Linked DNA regions of Homo sapiens: region 2 is linked to region 1. A link is a loop called in an ENCODE intact Hi-C map of the cell type or tissue named here. Cell type or tissue: IMR-90. All regions are shown on one strand. Links, peaks and the distances in the headings refer to the core of each region. The heading gives the core; the rest is flanking DNA. Region 1 overlaps LPIN2 (lipin 2). Region 2 overlaps LPIN2 (lipin 2).

Evidence for each region. Hi-C counts contacts between places; a loop is a spot of excess contacts. Peaks named below come from ENCODE experiments on the same cell type or tissue, not always from the same donor. Only the 100,000 strongest peaks of a DNase experiment are listed, where the experiment ranks them.
Region 2: it touches region 1 in a loop (2.8-fold over the local background); 16 of 110 quality-filtered maps call a loop at or near these places.

What each region holds. Positions count from the first base shown.
Region 1 is chr18:2,952,605-2,965,427 of GRCh38, reverse strand. It overlaps LPIN2 (lipin 2), which reads left to right. Exons shown (of 20, transcript NM_001375808.2): 2 at 4,579-4,779; 3 at 10,829-10,924. The coding sequence starts at 4,588. Among named protein-coding and RNA genes, the nearest start is that of LPIN2-AS2, 8.0 kb to the left of the region's middle. RefSeq lists enhancers at 5,011-5,110, 7,295-7,454, 8,330-8,389. In IMR-90, for the core only: no CTCF peak of the experiment used is centred there; a DNase peak (open chromatin) is centred at 6,237; H3K27ac peaks cover 325 bases.
Region 2 is chr18:3,002,625-3,011,944 of GRCh38, reverse strand. The region is part of intron 1 of LPIN2 (lipin 2); the gene reads left to right. Among named protein-coding and RNA genes, the nearest start is that of LPIN2, 5.9 kb to the left of the region's middle. RefSeq lists an enhancer at 7,548-8,065. In IMR-90, for the core only: no CTCF peak of the experiment used is centred there; a DNase peak (open chromatin) is centred at 3,204; H3K27ac peaks cover 626 bases.

The DNA of each region.
Region 1 (12,823 bases), core at 5,092-7,591:
TACTCCATATAGTGATTATTCATTTTAGTTTCTTTGATGCTCAGCAAAAGATGCTAAGCTGATCTTCAAACTTTTGGTGAATAACGAAATCTTGAAAGCTACCATTCATTCCAGTGTGTGTCCTTTTATACCTTAAAATATTTGATAAGAAAAATATGATAGTGGGCACTGTCAAATTTTATGCATGAAGGACTAATTTGGCGTATTGAATTTTATATGCGAAGGGCCATTTGGTCTCTAATAAGTATTGTAGTTGCTTATTTTCTACTGCTTTTTTTTTTCTTCACTTTTTTATTTGAGTAATCAATAAGTACTTCTTTTCCTTCGGAGCTCCCAATACTTAATCTAGCCCATGGGAAGGTACCTAGGCCTAAACAGCACACTGTATATTACATACACTGTGTAGCAGTCAGGCCACATCTGAGCCATTGTGTCTAGCTGTCTTTAAATATCGTTTTTAAAGATGGACATAAATAATTGTCATAAGAGTCAGAGTAGACCCAATCAGTTCACATATTTTAAGGAACAAGAATGCTTAGCCTAGAATAGAAGAGACTCTGATAAATTCTTTGGTGTGTTGTGGTTTCATTTGGAAGAGCGTGGTAATATTCAGTGTGATTTCTAGTGGACATAATAGTTCTCTGACATTTTTATGGACTTCTTGGTAAAGTAGTGAGTCTCTGTCAACTGTAACGATCCCAAAACTGAAATGCAGCATAGCATGCGATGTTTAAGAAGAGACTTGTCTTAGTCAGCTTGGGGTACTGCAGCAGAATACCATAGATGGTATTTGGCTTAAACAACAGACATTTATTTCTTACCATTCTCACAGATCAAAGTGCCAGCCGATTGGGCTCTCTTCCTGGTTTGCAGACTTCTTGCTGTATTCTCACGAGGAAAGGAAAGAGAGCGTGGTCTGGGTCTCTTTCTCCTCTTAGAAGGACACTAATCCATCACATGGAGGCTCCACCCATGTGACCTCATCTAAACCTAATTACTTCCCAAAGGCCCTGTCTCCAAATACCATCACATTGGGCGTCAGGGCTTCAATATATGAATTTGGTGGTGGTGGGGGACAGAGGGAGGTCATAGATATTACTTAACTTTTCTAACCCTCATTTCTTTTTTTTTTTTTTTTTTTTTTTGAGACGGAGTCTTGCTCTGTCACCCAGGCTTGAGTGCAGTGGTGTGATCTCGGCTCACTGCACCCTCCGCTTCCCAGGTTCAAGTGATTCTCCTGCCTCAGCCTCCCAAGTAGCTGGGACTACAGGCGCACGCCATCACGCCCGGCTAATTTTTTGTATTTTTAGTAAAGACGGGCCTTCACCGTGTTGGCCAGGCTGGTCTTGAACTCCTGACTTCAAGTGATCTGCTTGCCTCAGCCTCTCAGAGTGCTGGGATTACAGGCGTGAGCCACTACACCCAGCCTTAATTGTCTTTAAAAATAGAAATAATACCACCTCTAAAGTAGTTCTGAGATAATAATGTATAAGTTTAAGAATTTGGGATGTTACGAGCTTTCAAAAAAAGAGTTGTTTCCAGTGTGATTATTGTTAGAGTATTTCAGAGATGTGTTAGAAGCATTTTTGGTATTTGTTAAAAGAATGGGCTGGATGTATTCTTCTTGTTCCAAGAATCAGCAAGTGCACTTTAATATTTTTATTTATGCCCGTAAGCCTCAAGATAGGGATGCTGCTCTGTGACCATTTTTCATTTCCACATTTTGCTTTTTGTGTGGGCATCTCCAAATGAGCCTGCCTTTCTGGTTAAATATTCTGTCTTTGCTTTTGCTCTTTTTTCTCTGTGACTTCTTGTTTGTTTCTTTCTGCATGGCTCTCCTTTGGTCTCTGTCACTCTCCATTATTTATTTTGTCCTCCCACATTTTCCCTCATCATTCATGATAAAATAGGAGGAATAGTTTATAGTGTGTTATTTTGCTATATTTTTTAAACATTTGGGTTACATCATTGTGTATCTTTTCTGCTGCTGGTTCAGAGTGTGGCTTTCCCAGGTGTTGACCAGGACAGGTCTGACTTGGTTCTTATTGTGTAGCTATGCTGGGCTAGCATGTAGGAATAAGGTATATGGCACTAGATTCTGCTTCAAGAGCAGGCTGTTTAACATATCCCTCATGCCTATGACGAACAACTGCATTTCCTCCAGACGTAACTAACGGTGAGGAAGCCTCTTTCCCCAGCTCTGTTGGGGTGACCCTTCTAGCAGACAGCTGCTCATCATACCCAGGGTGTAGCATGTTAAGCTACAGGCCTCCCTTTACTTTTGTTTTACCAGCCTTCACAATATAAATGTCATTGTTTCATTATCTGTCAAGAGAAAACCAGTTATTTGACAACCTGTATTTTTCTACATTTAGCAACTGGCATTTACACATTAGGTTTTCCCATATAACAGCACATCCCTTAACCATGGTAGTTAAAATAATCTTGAATAGGTACGGTTACACTTAATTATGAATTTTATGCTGTAGTTGATGGAAGCTTGTTACACATTTATGTTTATAAGACTTGTTTGTGGCTGAATGTCAATGCTTAAAAGTTAGCATTTTTTTGTTTATTTTAAGAAAAGGTCTAACATGTTTTTTTTTTCTTGTAATAAAATTCATTTTAACATTGCCACCACCATTCAAGCAGTAATACCAAGATTGACTGCTTGGATGCTGTTTAATTCATGTGTGTGCCATGTAGGTAAAAAGCATGTTGTGAATATGCATTACCTACAGAATATGAAAAGGATGCATGAGATCTAGCTGTGTTATTTTTTAGAACCACATGTGAATCTACAGTGACCTCAAAATAGGAATTTAATTATTAAAAACATAATGGGATGTTATATGAATATTTTGATGAAACACTATTTCCTCCCCACACTTTTTTTTTATGTTTCTTATTTTTTTAGTCTCATTTATTACTAGTTCATTTGTTCATTCATTCAATAAATGATTATTGAGCACTTGATACATGCTTAATTTGGTTTAGCTATTGAGGTCAAATCAATTATTCCAAAACCATCACCAGATTATAATTGTTTGATATCACATAAAGGATGTCATCTTATTTTGTTATTTAGGAGTAAGTTTTGCAGCACAAGCGTTTTCCAGCTTTTCTATGGGTGCATTTAAGGGCCTTGGTAACATTAGTTTTAAAATATTTTAAAAATTTCTTCCAGGGTAAAATTATCATGGCGATGCTTCATGGTGTAGAACTGATGGGCCTTGATTACACATTCATCCGCGTGTAGGAACAGGAAACAATTTAGAATCAGGGCTCTGCCGTGGCCACTCATCTGTGAAGAGCAGAGTGAATTTCTGTGCAGGCAGATATCCTGGAGGCCCCTGAGTTTTCCCAAGAAGACAGCATTCTTTCTCCCAGTTCAGTTTTGGACTCACTTGGCAACACAGAACATGATCTCTGAAACTTTTCAGAGCATGGACCTTTAAGCTCAAGGCAGCCTCCAAGCTGGGTGTAGAGAAACCACGAGCTGCTTATGGCAGACAGCCTGGAGAGCAGTCAGTCAGTCCTGTGGTTGGGTGAAAGTTGGCCTCTGAATTAGCTGGAGCATTGGAGGGGCTCTTGGTTACTCTCTGTCATTCCAGTCCCCAGAATGGCTTTCACTGAATTGTGCTTTGGCATAATATTAGGGGTGTCAGCATCTAATGAATAAAATGTGGGGGTGTATTCAGTAGCTGGAAGTAAAATCTGACATTAGGACTGAAGGGGGGGATTTGGTTTTTATTAGTGGAAAAGTTGGGGATGGGGCCAAGGCAATAAAGCCACCCCTGGCTTTAGCTGTACTTCCTCTCCTTTGAGCCTTTCTGGAGAACTCCTTGCAGACCTTTTGATTGTGATTTGAATAGTGAATTGAGGTTGAGGAACAAGAGTAAAACCCTTTTCTGTGCTTTGAACTTTGTAGAACTTGATTGCATGTTCCAGTTAGTTATATTGAGTCATTGAAGGGATTTTTCCGTAGAAGTAATGTTATAAATGGGCTAGGCTCAGGCAGACTTGCCAGAGTTTATTTAATCTAGCATGTGTCCGAACCATACTATTCTGGTAATAATAGTTCCTTACAAAATGTAGCTCTCACTAATTTATTACATTGGTTCTGTTGGAAGATGAATCTCTGGTTTCTCCCGGGGATGATGTTTGTTTTTTCTGTTTGGCTGCTATGGCCAAAGTGGATGCAGTAGCCGCAGGTTCCAAAGGGTCTTGGGCAGGAGGTCAGGGTTCTTTGGTGATTCTGTGCTGATCCTGAACTTTGGGGAAAAAGTCCCTAATGGCAGTCAGTACTATCCAGGTTGCTGAGAAAGGAAAGGGAATGCCTCAGGCCCTGGCTGGAGCAGCCTCTCAGATACAAAGGAGAATAGTCTCGGGAGGTCCGTGTGTGGAAATGCGTAGAAACAATGGTAGCATGAGACTGTTAGGTTGAAAATTAATAAGGCTAATGATATGAAATCTGGCATACAAGTGAGTAGTGTCATTTTTGTTACGACTGTTATTTCTTTGTCAATAGATCACAAATTTAGTGTTAACATCTCATCTAATTTTTGTTTCTTGTAGTCTCAAACCATGAATTATGTGGGACAGCTGGCTGGGCAGGTGATTGTCACTGTGAAGGAACTCTACAAGGGCATTAACCAGGCCACCCTCTCTGGGTGCATTGATGTCATCGTGGTACAGCAGCAGGATGGCAGCTATCAGTGTTCACCTTTTCACGTTCGGTTTGGAAAGCTGGGAGTCCTGAGATCCAAAGAGAAAGTGGTGAGTGTCCTCAAGGAGAGGAAAAGTCATCCTGAGATTCAAAGAGAAAGTGAGTGAGTGTCCTCAAGGAGTAGAAAAGTCATCCTCTATGAATAAATCGCTATTGTGAGTTTTCTAGGCCTTTTTTTTTTTTTAACCTGAATGATGTTGAGACAATGTTACGAGAAGTCAACCTTTATGTATTGCTTTTGAAGTTACTTTGAAAACCACAAAGCTCGACTGCAGAAGTCTCTTCAAGGGAAAGGGAAACTGAAAATTATTATAATAATCTTACATGTTGCAACTCAGAAAAGCAAAACAGAAACTAGATGGGGGAACTTAGACATATTTAGAAAAAGAAAAATTTCCTTTACCTTATATAGTATTTTTAAATACTTAGGCTAATACCTTCATACTAATTGTAAATGGAATAGGTGGGTATAATCAAGAACACACACACACACACACACACACACACACACACACACACACACATTTTTGAGTCGGAGTCTCGCTTTGCTGTCCAGGCTGGAGTACAGCGGTGTGATCTTGGCTCACTGCAACCTCCGCCTCCCAGGTTCAAGCGATTCTCCTGCCTCAGCCTCCCAAGTGCCTGGGATTACAGGCACGTGCAACCATGCCCCCCTAATTTTTTGTATTTTTAGTAGAGACGGGGTTTCACCTTGTTGGCTAGGCTGGTCTCGAACTCCTGACCTCAAGTGATCCACCGGCTTCGGCCTCGGCCTCCCAAAGTTCTGGGATTACAGGTGTAGAGCCACCGCACCTGGCCATATTTTTTTTTTTAAAGGAAATTAATTAATGCCACATTTTGTTTGTTTTGACAAAGCTGTAAAAACTTTTGTAATCTAAATTCTGTTGTTGATACCAGGACTTGTCCCCATATTTGACTGAAATGCTAACCAACAGACCATAGGCTGGTTGACTTTTGTTTGTTTTAGGGAAGATTCATTCAGGAAGAAGATATTTGTGTAGGTTTTTCTTATCCTCTTCAGGTTATGGAGCAGCTGGAAGTTTTGCTAGTATATCTGATGTCAATCAAATTAGAAAACAGAGCTAGTAATAACACTTGGCAGGTACACAGATTTCTCTTTCTATTCTTGCCTCGCAGTATCTACTTAAATAACATAGAAAGGCTTTGTCAACATTTTAAAGCACAACAAAAGAGCCTCACCATTTTCTGGCACAGACCTAAAAGTATGTGGTAGAGGACCACTGGTGTAAGTCGAAAACATTTATTTTCAGCTTTTTGCTATTTTATATAGCTGAGCTTTAAATAGAAATTTCCCTCTATTTAATTAAACTTAAATGTTATTTTGAGAGTGAAAGAAAATGGATTTCACAAAACTAGATATTCTTTTTCTTTTTTTCCTCCAGGAAAAACATCTCATTTCTAGGTATTACAAAATCAGTTTCCACTGGAGAACCACATTTCAGGGTAGCAGGGCTTGTGTGGTCTGGCCTCTGTTCAGAGTCACCCTTTAGAAAGCAAAAGCAGTTGCAGTTTACTTAGGGACTTAGAAACTTTCCATTGCAAAACAGTGTTATTTAGCCATAGTTTAGGTTCTCTGAAATTTTTTCTTTCTTTGTGGTAACACCAATAGTACTTTCAGACTGGACCTGTTCTGGGGGAATTGGCAACAAACTGAAATTTCCCATTAGTTGTGTATGGATCTATTGTAAAACTGCTGATAAGGTATCATCATCATTATTTTTTTTTTTTGCTGAGATTGTTTTTTATCACATTGGATCAGTGTCTGGCCTTTCAAAATGGAACCTGAAGGCAGATGTATTTATAAGCATGTATGCATCTGTAAATGGTGACCAAGTAGATAAAACACCTTTTCCTGCTTGCTGTGTGCCTCTAATTTAGGAAATAATACAATTCCTGTGCAAAAGCTACACAATCGTTGTGTTACTATCTTGTCAAAACGTTGCATTTTTAATAGGAATGTACTCATGAGACACAGGAAAAGAGAATTTTTTTCCTCCTACTCCCTTAGTATCTCAGAAACCCAAAGAATATGTTTGGGAGGAAATTTGGCCATTTGATTTACCAAAACAGCTTTCCTGTGAGAAAACTGAAAAACTGTGAGAGTAAAACTGAAATCATGCCTACTTTGAGATACACTGGCAATTTGCATTAACTATTTGTCTTATTTTAAGTCAGTTTGGGTTAGGGAAAGCTGGCCATTGATGTGAAAGTAAGACCCCAAATTTTCAAATACGGGTGTACCTATGAAGTGAATTTGAAATCATGACCACCTTAAAACCACTGTTTAGAGAGATGTAGTATAATAATTTTCCCACTGCCATTGATACGTAATTGTTTGGTAGAACAGCAGTACTCCCAGTAAATTTAGTAACTTAGGAGTTTACTTTTAGAAGGTAAATGTGTACTTGATATTTTAAAATTTATTGATATCAGAAAAAGCTGATTACTTGATTATTTATAAAAGTTTTTTTTTCTTTTTTCTGTTTTTTTTTTTTGTTGTTTTTTTTTTTTTTTTGAGATGGAGTCTCGCTTTGTCGCCCAAGCTGGAGTGCAGTGGGGCGATCTCTGCTCACTGCAACTTCCGCCTCCCTGATTCAAGCGTTTCTCCTGCCTCAGCCTCCCGAGTAGCTGGGATTATAGGCGCGTGCTACCACGCCTGGCTGCTTTTTGTGTTTTTAGTAGAGATGGGGTTTCTCCATGTTGGCTAGGATTACCTGATCTCAGGTAATCCACCCGCCTTGGCCTCCCAAAGTGCTGGGATTACAGGTGTGAGCCACCACGCCTGGTCAGATTATTTATCAAAGTTAAATAACCCAGTGTATTAAAACTATTTTCATTGCTGATAACAGAAATTTACCCTCTACTAGCTTAGGCAAAAAAGCTTGCTGTCAGAATTCCCTTTTTCTTTCCCCACCTCTGCTCTCTGCTTCCACTTCTGTTTTCTCTCTAATGTAAAATGGCCACCAATACCTCCAGGCTCACAATCTGTTAACTCATCAATCCCAGTGGAGAGAGAGCTTCCTACAGAAGTATCAGTATTTAGTCTCCCTGTCAAAGGAACGGACATATCTCTGGGACCAGTTTCTGTAGCTGGGAAAGAGATATATTTATTGGCTTGGACAACAGCCCACCTCTACTCCCTAAAGCCACACCAGAAATACAGGTTGAGTATCCCTTATCTGAAATGCTTGGGACCAGAGCATTTTGGATTTCATTTTTTTCATTTTTTGGAATATTTACACTATACTTACTGGTTGAGCATCCCAAATCTGAAAATCTGACGTCTGAAGTGCTCCAGTGAGCATTATCTTTGAGTGTCATGTAAATGCTCAAGAAGTTTCAGATTTTTGAGCATTTTTAGATTTCAGATTTTTGGATTTGAGACACTCAGCTTGTATATGATTTGAAACAGGATGAATAGACTCCCAAAAGACATTTGAGATATTCTTACCCAAAGAGTGGTAAGCTAGTTCAAAAGTCTAGTACATCGACTGTTTCTCAGAGATACCAGTTTCATTTCAGCATCTTAGTCCTATATTATGTTCAGCACAATTAAGCCACAGTGTAAGAAGTAAGACTATATGGAAATGAGGGGTTATTTTTAAAACTGTTTTACTAGAATTTCATACATCAAATTAGTGTCCTTTTTAAAATAATCACGTTGGTGGGAAGAATTTGTTCCAACTTGGTGTTCTCTCAAAATATTTTTAAAACCTTTGTGTTGTTGTTGCCTGAAGAGTTCACAGCATATTCTTTTAAGTATTGCCAATATTAGCATAATTTGATGTTAGGTTTAATTTTTGGAAAGACCAAACTCCATTTAAAGTCACACAAAGATGATAAGTAGTCACATTGAGAAATGTCATACTTGATCTCTAAAAGTAAGGGCTGTGAAGTGTTAATTTTTCTGAGATAGTGTATGAATAGTTTAGAGTCTGAATTTGCATGTTAAAGAAGCATTCTTCTATTTTCCCAGCTACACTGTTTAAATGGATAGCCTCCAAAAATGAAATTAGTTGCTCAGATTGTCCCAGTTTGACTGTTAGTGTATGTCCTTCAAGTTGAGTTCCTTTGAAATGCTCCCATCAGTTTTTGAACCCTTCCTTCCTGGTACCAGAAGGTGTTCCAGAAGAAGCTACTTTCCCTGCCTCAGCTCTGGCATTAATTATTTTACGCCAGTTCCTTTTATTGAAGAATAGTATTTACGAACAAAGATCTGCTTATTAGGCGTGCTCGTAACTCCTGAGGTATCATTGCTTCTAGGCAGCCCAAGCTGGCAGAGCCAGGAAATGGGTGGATGTGTGCACGTGTACACACACACACACACACACACACACACACACACCCCTGCATCTATATATGAAAATCATGAGGGCACACGGGTTCCTCCAATTCCCATCCACCATCGCAGGCTTCTTTCCCCCTCCTTATTTATAATTTTTTTCTCTTTCAACAGGAAACATGGTTCTGATTATCGTCAGTATATCTGCTTAGTTACTCAATCCTAGGAAACACAAAATAGTTTCAGAATTGCTAACTCAAATCTCTGTGAATGTATTAACTACTGCACAATGTTTGTTTGGAGTAACATATCAAATATGTCTTTAGACTTATAATACAAGTCAAAATACTGTTTCCAAGGTAAGGTTAGTTCCATTCTTCCTCACTTCAGTGTGGTTATGTTATTCATACATAGGAGGTTTTTTTGTTTGTTTTTGTTTTGTTTTGTTTGTTTTTCTTTTTGAGAGAGTTTCGCTTTTGTTGCCCAGGCTGGAGTGCAATGGCGTGATCTCGGCTCACTGCAGCCTCCGCCTCCTGGGTTCAAGCGATTCTCCTGCCTCAGCCTCCCGAGTAGCTGGGATTACAGGCGGGCGCCACCATGCCCAGCCGATTTTGTATTTTTGGTAGAGGCGGGGTTTCACCATGTTGGTCAGGTTGGTCTCGAACTCTTGACCTCAGGTGACCTGCCCACCTTGGTCTCCCAAAGTACTGGGATTACAAGCATGAGCCACTGCACCCGGCCCATACATAGGAGTTTTATAACAAGCATTTTGACAAAATATGTTGATAAGGTTTGGATGTCCCCTCCAAGTCTCATGTTGAAATGTGAACTCCAGTGTTAGAGGTGAGCCTGGTGGGAGGTGTTTGGATCATGGGGGCAGATCCCTCATGGATGGCTTAGCACCATCCACTTGGGGATGAATGAGTTTTTGCTGAGTTGACAAGATCCAATTGTTTTAAAAGTGTGTGGCACCTTTGTGTGGCACCCCCAGTCTCTTGCACCTGCTCTCACTATGTGACGTGTCTGCCCCCACTTCGCCTTTCACCGTGAGTAAAGGTTTCCTGAGTCCTCCCCAGAAACCAAGCAGATGCCAACGCCGTGCTTGTACAGCCTGCAGAACCATGAGCCAGTTAAACCTCTTTTCTTTATAAATTGCCCAGCCTTGTGTATTTCTTTATAGCAAACACAAAAATGGCCCAACGCATATGTCTACCTGAATTTTTTTTTGACATGATATTACTTATCCCATCGTTTCACCTGGTTCTTGGGAAAATGGAACCGCCATCATCAGTGACCAATCACAGCACTGATTGTCACCTGTTACTTACGTAGTGATCTGTGGGCAGAAGAGCTGTCGGTGAAGTTGTACTTGATGCAGTTGCTCACAGCTCACATACTGAGGTTCCTGAAACTTGTGTGTATCTGAACCGTGTGAGGTGAGGCCTGCCTGTGCCATAACTTGGAAAGTGTGCAAATGTTTGACAATAATATTTCCCCCATTTTAAATTTGAAAAATAATTTTAAAATTTTTATATGTTGTAAAAATAGATGGTGAAACACTTTCTTTCAATTCCTGGTTGTCCATCTCTCCCTCTGCCAGCTCCATTTGGCTTCTTAGGGGTTGGGTAGGGGCAAGTAGCAGTGTTTCTCAGAGGCTGTAGTTCTAGGAACCTCAAAACTATGCTAAGTTTGACTTGAGAACTCAGAGTTCTGGTTTAGTTTAACTTGAAGGAAAGACTCCTTGAACATTAAGTCATACTTTGTTTCTCCCATAGATTGATATAGAAATCAACGGCAGTGCAGTGGATCTTCACATGAAGTTGGGTGATAACGGAGAAGCTTTCTTTGTTGAGGAGACTGAAGAAGAATATGTAAGTTTGCATGGGTTACACCCTCCTTACACAGTGTGCTCAGGCCTCTGGTACGTGGCCCAGACGGACCGTTTAGCAGTTTTTTATGGTTGATTGTACAGAGGACTGTTGTTGGCAAGACAAGCTTTAGTTTCATGTTGAAGAACTAAGCTGTCAAAAAGGAACTGAAGGGATGAGGAATTTTTCTCCATACAAAGTTTCAGGGTGCAGGGAGCATGCTGAATGCACATACTTGCACTTTTTCTAAGGGAAGGCACATCACTTTCTAGCTTTAATGAGCTTTCTTACTTAGTGTTGCTTCTGGTTCACATATTGACTTGAATACATTCAGTTCTGCCTGAGTAGGGCATTTCTCTTCTGGCTATGTGTTTATCCACATGTGCCCTTTGGACTGGGACTCATGTTTACCATTTTGGTTGGGATATTACATCCCTCACCTTGAGTAGTCAGGTGAATTAATTTATTATGATCTCAAGAGAGTTAAATTAATTGGCCTATATCCTTTTATAAGTGATTACATGTTTGACTTCTTCTAGCAAACGAGCATGATTTGTTAAAATCCCCCCTCCCCAGCACACACATTCTGTATGTACTGATTTGAACGCTAGTTAACGACGGATTCTTGATGGATTCAATGTGGATCTTTTTATTTATTTATTTATTAATAATAGATTTTACATTCTCACTAAAGAACTCAGATCACGTAATGTGCATCTTTTTAAAAATTCTTTCAAAGGCATCAGTACATCATTCTTCATAAAGAATAAAGTCTCAAATAGCAAAACTGATAAGCATCAAGTTATTAAGGATACAGGACTACTTTTTTGGCTTTGAAGATGAACTTACAGTTTGATACAATAAATTTACAAAGAAAATTATTACCAAAAAATACGATAGCAAAATGAGATTGTTTATCATTTTTTGATTGAGAAACCAACAACTTAGGTACCAGTAGGTAAAGCAGCATTGAAACACTATGATTTATGAAGGGGAAGCTTGATCAGACTGGTGCTTTTTCTAGTTTCTTCATTACTTATCTTTGTAATACCTTGTTTGCATTTACTTGGCCTAAGCAACATTTTTCCTTATCAGAGACAGAGGCAAAGAGCAGAATGAAACATAATAAATGACATCTGTCAAAAAAAAAAACCACTTTTTGTATGTTTCTTAAAATTATTTATAATTCATAACACTGAACTTCTAGATCAGCAGGCACCGTAAGCGAGAGGACTGGGTTATTGATGTTAACCTCGTTTTCATGGCTTATTCTGACAGTTCCGCTAAAAATTATGCTCAGCAAGGACAACTTGGAAAATGTCAACTTTCCAGCCTTTTTCTCCCTATTCCACATATGACTACATTGACCAGAGTTTATCTTGTGTAGTATGCTTCTCCTTAAAATAAAAAATTGTTAATTTATCCAACAAATGTTGGAATTACTACTCTATGCCACATGCTATGAATACAACATGCCTCTGTTCCTCTAGGGGTTCGTCATTTAGAGTAGGATAAAGATGACCAAAAACCCAGTTTGTTGCCATTTATTTGATTTTTTTCTCTCAGATTTTTCTCATTTAATTATATGTCATCAACATTCTTTTCAAGTCTAGTTCTAAACCTAACTCTGTGCTTTTAATAGCTGCACAGTATTCCATAGTATGGACATACCATAGTTTGTTTAACCATTTTCTTGCTGGTAGGCGTTCAGGTTATCTTCATCCTACAAACATTGCTATAATAGAACTAAGAAATACCACCAGAAACAAAAAGAGCTTTCAGTAAGTAAAATAAAGATCATTGAATTAAAAATCCTCAAAGTCAGAGACCACGACCTCTCATCTGGGTTTCTTTTGGACATTCAGAATATCTTATTACAATTTCTCTGTAAGTGTGTGTTTC
Region 2 (9,320 bases), core at 1,961-4,460, 50 kb before region 1:
AAGAAGTGGCAGGTGATGCTGAAGCGGGGGAGAAGCGGCAGAGCCGGCCACACAGTGCAGGGGATGGAGACAGGTGCTGGGCTGGTCCTCCTGCAGCATCCTCAGTTGTTGGAGGGCAGTCATCCTCAGGCCGTACCCAGCCAGAGAAGAAAAAGAACAGTGTGAAGCCACGTGTGATAGCCGTCCAACATCGGCTCTTCCCTCCAATTACATTGTAGTTGATTGTGGTATGTCAGACTGAAGTATCTCTTTTATTTCGAGACAGAGTCTCACTCTGTCGCCCAGGCTGGAGTGTAGTTGCGCGATCTCCGATCACTGCAATCTCTGCCTCCTCTGTTAAAGCGATTCTTGTGCCCCAGCCTCCCGAGTAGCTGGGATTACAGGCATGAGCCACCACACTCAGCTAATTTTTGTATTTTTATTAGAGACCGGGGGTTTCACCATGTTGGCCAGGCTGGTCTCGAACTGCCGACCTCAGGTGATCCGCCCCCCTCGGCCTCCCAAAGAGCTGGGATTACAGGCGTGAGCAACCGCCCCAGCCAGACTTAAGGTATCTCCATGCCCAACTTTTGATAGAGGTAGCCATAGAAAGCTAGAAATGAAACGACAGGTTCTGTTTTAACGTTTGATGGCACAGTCGAGAGTCAATAGGCACGCATTATGCTTAAGAGAAGCTGGAAATGAAGTGTTTGAAAACCCTTTAATACTATAGTAAAGCACTGTTAAGAAGCAAATAATAGAGTCAGCTGGGGCTTTGTCTTCTTTATTGCTAGGAGAATGTAGCAATAGAAGTTCTCATCGCCCTGTATTGCACTTTTGGTTTTAAGGACTGGACCCAGAGTTCCTGAAAGCCAAACTCCATAGCTGCTCAGTAAGTTCCAAGCACATAGCCGGCTTTGGGATGCGATTCGGTCGAGGTCTGTTGAATGAAGGTAGACGCAGCAGGCAGTTTGTCCTTACCAGTGACCTGGAAGACGGTGGCACTTCCTGAGTGAGCTCACTTACCTTCCCTGAATGGTGAGGCATGGATGAATATTCCTGGTGGTGCCACGTGTTAGAGGTGGTAAAGGGTCAAATGTTTACTTTTATTAATATTACATTATGGCTTGGTTCTCTGTGTCAGCGATTTTTCTATGCCTTGGGTACTTATTTCCTAATATATATCAGCACAGTAACGCCTAGCTGGAGGCTTTGTCTTGTTAGTTGATAGATTAGTGGTAACAGGTAGATTTGGTTATCTCCCGTAGGTGCTTAGCAATTTACATCAAGAGGCTTTTCTTTAAGTCTGATTTAAGTCTTTCCATCTTTAATTTAAATCCATTTCTTTTTACTCCGACCCCAGTGACTGTCGTTGAGTGTGTATTTGCCCGACTTGCCGTGCCAGATTGGTAGGCAGTGGTTTGGAATCTTCATTTTAAAATCCTGTTTTTCTCTCTCCAATACCCTTCACTGCTTGGTAAGTTTTTATACTTCTCAATGAGACCCAGAGTCTCGTGACCTACCATTTGCCTCCTTCATGATGAAACAACTCACAAGTTGGTAGATAGCCTCCAGTTGGCAGAATCCTATGTATAATGTGTCTTTAAAACTTGAAGAGTTTGAAGGTATTATAGCCTGGAGCAGTAAGTTTTATGGCTATACCTTGGTAATAAGACATTTGAATAACTTGGCTTAGCGGCTTTGGTAATTAACTGTGATTTTTGGAATCCACCTCCCCTGCTGTCAGCTTGAATCTTCATTTTAGTAACACACTATTACTAACACTAAACGCTTATTACATGTGTGTTTCAAGACAAGCGTGAGGGAGTTGCTCACCCTGGGGTCCAAATGAAGCAGTCAGTGGCAACCCATGTGTAGTGGGGAATGGCCAGAATCCTGCCGGGGCCACTTGGTGGGCTGCCTTGCTCTTGATTTTCAGCAGGAAGCTGGTGGAAGCTGGGGTTGGGCATCTGTCTCTGCTCAACTTCTCAGTCAGAAAGGAAGGAGAAGAAAAAAAAATCTGTTGGGAGGTAAACTGTGTTTTAATACAAGATAAAACTCTTAATGTCACTTTCAGGATTAAAATGATGATAAAGTAAACATTTTTACTAATTTGATTCACTGACTGCAATTCAGTCTTTTTCTGCTAAAGCCTTTGAATGTTGTATTTCGGTGATCAGGTTTGTCAGTTTATGTTAAAATTGTTAACAAGAAATGAGGAAGAAGGCTGGGTGCGGTGGTTCACGCCTGTAATCCCAGCACTTTGGGAGGCCGAGGCGGGCGGATCACCTGAGGTCAGGAATTCGAGACCAGCCTGGCCAACGTGGTGAAACCCTGTCTCTACTAAAAATACAAAAGAATTAGCCAGGTGTGGTTATGCATGCCTGTAGACCCAGCTACTCTGGAGGCTGAGGCAGGAGAATCATTTGAACCTGGGAGGCAGAAGTTGCAGTGAGCCGAGATTGTGTCACTGCACTCCAGCCTGGGTGACAGAGCGAGACTCTGTCTCAAAAAACAAACAAACAAAAAATGGTACTTATTTTTATAATCTTTGAATTTAGAATTTTACTAGTGTTTTTTTGTTTGTAACCCAGGCTGGAGTGCAGTGTCATGATCTCGGCTGACTGCAACCTCCGCCTCCCAGGTTCAAGCAATTCTCCTGCCTCAGCCTCCTGAGTAGCTGGGACTACAGGCACGTGCCACCACACCTGGCTAATTTTTTGTATTTTTAGGAGAGACAGGGTTTCACTGTGTTAGCCAGAATAGTGTTGATCTCCTGACCTCGTGATCCTCCTGCCTTGGCCTCCCAAAGTGCTGGGATTACAGACGTGAGCCACCGCGCCTGGCCGAAACAATTCTTTTGAAAGAGAGAAGTCTCCCTGTGTTGCGCAGGCTGGTCTCAGACTCCTGGGGTCAAGTGAGCCTCCTGCTTTCGCCTCCTAAAGTGCTGGGATTACAGGCGTGAGCCACCGCACCCGGACAGATGTGTTGATTTTAAAGTGGGTATGAGGCCTGAGCCCTGGAGTTTGAGACCAGCCTGGACAACATGGCAAGACCCTGTCTCTCCAAAAAAAAAAAAAAAAAAACACAGCTGTGGTAGTGCGGGCACCTGTGTGATCCCAGCTGCTCAGGAGGCTAAGGTCAGAGGATGGCTTCAGCCAAGGAGTTGAGGCTGCAGTGAGCCATGTTCACGCCACTGCTGGATGACACAGTAGAACCCTGAGTCTGAATAAATAAATACATGAGTAAGTGGGAAGGAGGGAAGGAAGGAAGGATCTAGGTTTAAAAATTATTTGGCTTTGGTGGTTATGACTAAGCTGTATTAGATGAAGGGAGGAGCTAAAGATGGGGAAAGCATCCTTCGGAAACTTTAAAGTTGGAACTGGTAATTTTACTCCGCAAAAAATATATGGTACAAAGTAACTTTGTTAGTGACAGATTGAATTTCTGCATTTACCTATTTCTGAAATAAAATGAAAGGGATAAATGACCTTAGAATATTGATTTAAACTTCTATTTTATTTGAGACAAGGTCTCACTTGGTCACCCAGGCTGGAGTGCAGTGGTGCAATCTCGGCTCACTGCAGCCTCCGCTTCTAGGGCTCAAGCGATCCTCCCACCTCGGACTCCCGAGTAGCTGGGACCACAGGGAGGTGCCACCGTGCCCAGCTAATTTTTGTACTTTTCTGTAGGACAAGGTATCATCATGTTGCCCAGGCTGGTCTCGAACTCCTGGACTCAAGTGATCCACCCACCTTGGCCTCCGAAAGTGTTGGGATTACAGGTGTGAGCCACTGTGCCCAGCCTAAGCATCCGTTTTTAAATTTAAAATAAGATGGTCTCTTTTTATAAAAGGAATCATAATTATAAACAAAAAGTTCATTGGTTAGTATGGGATTGCAGTTTGCCTAGAAGACGTTTTATATACCCCTGACTAAACAGTAGAATTGTATGCTGACCAAGATCGTCCTCATCTATTCAGTGCATTATGATATGACATTTATGGTTCCTGGCAAGATAGGTATGTTCAGCTGCACTGGAGACATGGCTTTAAACTTATTCGGAAAGGGAGGTGTCCAGAATGCAAACAGCTCTTAAAAAGTATTTGGAAATAATTTATTCAATATAAGGTCATCTGATCATTTGATTATATGTTTTGAATTGCCCTCCGGTATGTGCCAGCAAAACCATCAGATCGTTAATATGAATTAGAAGCTCTGATTTGGAGCTGCTTGAATTGTTATGGATATTTTTCCTCACAGTTGAGTCTATAAACTTGTGGTGTTTGTAAAACAATGTGCTTTTCTTATGAGCCAACATAAGTTAAGGAATGTTTGGGCTTAGTTGAAGCATTATAGGGGATATAATATATCTTTTGTTTGTTTTAGGAGGCTGTGTTATTTTTTTCTTTGTAAACACTGAGAGACGTCTGTCCACATATTACATTTCTTTAAACTCTTTTAACAGTATTTTTTAAAATTAATAATAGGTACCTGGATAGGTGTGGTGGCTTACGCCTGTAATCCCAGCACTTTGGGAGGCCCAGGCGGGCGGATCACGAGGTCAGGAGATCGAGACCATCCTGGCTAACACAGTGAAACCCCGTCTCTACTAAAAATACAAAAAATTAGCCAGACGTGGTGGGGGGCACCTGTAGTCCCAGCTACTCTGGAGGCTGAGGCAGGGGAATGGCATGAACCTGGGAGGCGGAGCTTGCAGTGAGCCAAGATAGCACCACTGCACTACAGCCCTGGGCGACAGAGCAAGACTCCATCTCAAAAAAGATAAATAAAAATAAATAACTAACTAAATATAATAGGTACCTATTTGACATAGCTGTAATGTCAATTTACATATGAACTATTCGAGAATAAGAGTTATTTAGAGAAATACTACTTGAGAGAGAGATAAAGCTTTGTTTTTGTTATTTAAAATGTTAAACAAATGCTGTTTTTTTTTTTTTAAAGAGACAAGGTCTCACTTTGTCACTGAGGCTGGAGTGCAGTGGGGCTATCTCAGCTCACTGCAGCCTTGACCTCCCCAGCCCAAGCAATCCTCCTACCTCAGCCTCCCCAGTAGCTGGGACTACAGGCCTGCGCCACCATGCTTGGCTACTTTTTTTTTTTTTTGAGACAGAGTCTCGTTCTGTCGCCCAGGCTGGAGTGCAGCGGCGCGATCTCTGCTCACTGCAAGCTCCGCCTCCCGGGTTCATGCCATTCTCCTGCCTCAGCCTCCTGAGTAGCTGGGACTACAGGCTCCCGCCACCACGCCTGGCTAATTTTTTGTATTTTTAGTAGAGACGGGGTTTCACCGTGTTAGCCAGGGTGGTCTCGATCTCCTGATCTTGTGACCTCCCTGCCTCGGCCTCCCAAAGTGTTGGGATTACAGGCTTGAGCCGCTGCGCCCGGCCCATGCTTGGCTAATTTTTGTATTTTTTTGTAGAGACCAGGCTTCACTATGTTGCCCAGGCTGGTCTCGAACTCCTGGGCTCAAGTGATCTGCCAGCTGTCCTGGGATTACAGGTGTGAGCCACTGTGCCCGGTCAACAAATGCTTTGTAAGAAAGGACTGATCTTCTGTTGCAGGATTTTCTAACTGGCTTAGCTGTTAAAAATAACTTACCTAGGTAGCATTATTTGAAATATAGAAATTTGGCATTTTGGGGTCTTTAATATCTAGTCTATCCACTGACATTCTTAGTCTGTTGTAAAGTGGTGCTGATGCCTTCTACTTAGGAACACTAGGTATTTCGAGGAGGTGTTTAATATTTGTAAAAGATTATCATTATTACAGTTATCTTATTGAACAACTTCTTTAGGCATTTTGCTAAGTTTTTTACGTAAAGTATCTCTCTTAAGTCACAACCACTGTACAAAGTACAGATAATAATGCTGTTTTCTAGGTGAGAACCCTGAAGCTGAAAGAGATTTGCCAGAGGCCACAGCCATGTGGTAGCGATGACCTGCCTCCCCACATTGCCTTGTTCCTATGCTGCCCCACTGCCCAAGGACTCTGACAGTTCCTGTGCATTGCTTTATCATCCCTAAGTCAATTTTAGCGTTTTGTTTTTACTTCATTATGATTATTGTTGTTCATTGTTATTTATAGCGATGAGGTCTTGCTGTGTTGCCCAGGTTGGTCTCAAACTTCTGGGCCCAAGCAGTCTTCCCGTTTCTACCTCCCAAAGTGCTGGGATTGCTGAGTTGGGCCACCACACCTGGCCGTTGTTGTTACGTTTATTAGGTAGAACTGGATAAGCTGTGTGTGTGTGTGTGTGTGTGTGTGTGTGTAAGATAGTGTCTTGCTCTGTTGTCCAGGCTGGAGTACAGTGGCACGATTTCAGCTCACTGCAGCCTGGACCTGCTGGGATCAAGCAATCCTCTTGCCTGTGCCTCCTGAGTAGCTGGGACCACAGGCATGTGCCACCATCCCCGGTTAATTTTGGTTTTAATAGACATAAGGGTCTTGCTATATCAGCTGAGGAAGATCTGAAACTTCTGGGCTCAAGCGATCCTCCCACCTCAGCCTCCCAAAGTGCTGAGGGGGTTACAGGCATGAGCCACTGTGCCCTGCCGAGACACTTTTCTTTTCTTTTTCTTTTTCTTTTTTTTTTTTGAGACGGAGTCTTGCTCTGTCACCCAGGCAGGAGTGCAGTGATGCACGATCTTGGCTCGCTGCAGCCTCTACCTCCTGGGTTTAAACGATTCTCCTGCCTTGGCTTCCCTAGTAGCTGGGATTACAGGCACCTGCCACCAAACGCTGCTAATTTTTGTATTTTTAGTAGAGACAGGGTTTCACCATGTTGGCCAGGCTGGTCTCAAACTCCTGACCTCAAGTGATCCACCGACCTTGGCCTCCCAAAGTGCTGGGATTACAAGTATGAGCCACCGCACCTGGCTGAAGCTTTTCTTTATAGATGTCAGCATCTATAAATTGGTAACAGAGAGATAGCACCTACTTTATAGGAGTGTGGGTTTCTCTGGGTTATTTATGTTTTCAAAGGCAATTGTGTCAAGGAGAGAAATACCAGCCGGGAAGATGGGGAGGTGATGTGGCCCTACCATGCCTACTTGGTGCACTTTGGAATGAGTTGGACAAGGTAAACCTGATGTTCTTTGGCCTGTGTTTCACAGCATGAGCATATCGCTGGGCTGAGACTGGATGGAATGTCTAAGCTGTATTTCTCATACAACATGATCCCTAAAACAACCTAAATATTGCTCTCGGGCTCATCCTGATAGGAAGGTGACTAAAGGTGTTGGGGAGGAGGAAATGGGCTCAGTGGGACTATGTGAGACGTGGTATGTCAGTATCCAACATGGTGCCTTCTTCAAGGATTTTCCCTCGTAATTTTGACGGTTCCTGATTTGAGTAAGTGTACACTGTGACTCCTGGGTTACATGGCACTGGACTGTGAGTAGAAGGATCCTTAAGTTAAACAGTTTCAGAGCTGAATAGAGCTTCCAGTCTTTTATTCTGTTCAGTATCGGGGGAACCAGCCCCCAATATTTTAATATAGGTTCTTTCTGTTTTCCCTAAGTGTTGGCCGGTCTGAGAAATAGACAGAGTACAAAGAGAGGAATTTCACAGCTGGGCCTCTGGGGGTGACATCACATATTGGTAGGACCGTAATGATGACCCCGAGCCCCAAACCAGCAAGTTTTTATTAGGGATTTTAAAAGGGGAGGGGGTGTATGAACAGGGAGTAGGTCACAAGGATCCCATGCTTCAAAGGGCAATAAGATCACAAGGCAAAGGCAAAATTAGAATTACTGATGAGGGTCTATGTCCTGCTGTGCACATATTGTCTTGATAAACATCTTAACAGGAAACAGGGTTCAAGAGCAGAGAACCAGTCTGACTAGAATTTACCAGGCTGGAATTTCCCAATCCTAGTAAGCCTGAGGGTACTGTAGGAGACCAGGGCGTATTTCAGTCCTTATCTCAACTGCATAAGACAATCCCAGAGCGGCCGTTAATAGACCTCCCCCCAGGAATGCATTCCTTCCACACGGTATCAATTATTAATATTCCTTGCTGGGAAAAGAATTCAGCGATATCTCTCCTACTTACACGTTCATTTATAGGCTCTCTGCAAGAAGAAAAATATGGCTGTATTCTGCCCGACCCCGCAGGCAGTCAGACCTTATGGTTATCTTCCATTGTTCCCTGAAAATTGCTGTTATTCTGTTCTTTTCAGGGTACAGTGATTTCATATTGTTCAAACACACGTTTTACAATCAGTTTGTACAGTAGTGGTCCTGAGGTGACGTACATTCTCAGCTTATGAAGATAACGTGATTAAGAGATTAAAGTAAAAACAGACATAAGAAATTATAAGATGATTATTAGGGAAGTGACAAAAGTCCATGAAATCTTCACAATTTATGTTCAGAGACTGCAGTAAAGACAGGCTTAAGAAGTTATAAAGGTATTAATTTTGGGAACTGATAAATGTCCATGAAATCTTCACAATTTATGTTCTTCTGCCTCGGCTCCTGCTGGTCCCTCTGTTTAGGGTCCCTGACTTCCTGCAACAGTTCAGAAATCCAGGTCCCATCACATTGTTGGTAGCCAGTGGAAACCCCTAATACAAGTGAGTATCTGAATTCTTTTTGAGCAGATCTGTCTTTTGAACTAGTGCTTTCTTCACTGTATCATTTGACTCACTTGGTAACTACATCTGCAGATGAGCTCCCCGCTAATGGAGTTTTAGTGGTGCTTTACTTAGTGTAATTGAATAAATGAATGATACATCAGCTCTGATGAAGAACCTTTCATTAAATAGAAATATACTCATAGACCTTTGGGAATTCCCAAATTCATGAATATACTTTTGATGTATCATTTACTCAGTTGTCTCTTTTGTAATAGGGAGATAACAATACCTACTTGACAGGCTGGTTCTGAGGATTAAATGAGGTCATATGTTAAACTGGAGCCCGCATCCACCTCTAGGTCTTACTAGGCCAGAGAAGCCAGTGTTGAGAGAGTCATAGGACAAAGGGCGAAAGGTGAATGAATGAACATTCCTCTTGTCCCGAAGTAGCTGATAGTGTCATAGAGGAATCAAGTAGGTCTGCTTCTGCGTAAAGCAGGGTTTTATGAATCAGGGACAGGGAGGGACTTAGAAGGGAGTACTGCTTGAGCGATTGTGGGAAAGTCTGAGGAACTGTCTTGGAGTTAGCTCTGGGCTTATATTTTTAATGTGAGAATTTACTGTTTAGTTAAAAGCTTGTTTTTATCTCAAAGAAAAACATTGTTTAATGTGTTTGCTTAGAATTTCTTTCTTGACCCAGAAAGAAATTTCTTTATTCTCATAGTGCCAAAGTTAGAAATCTT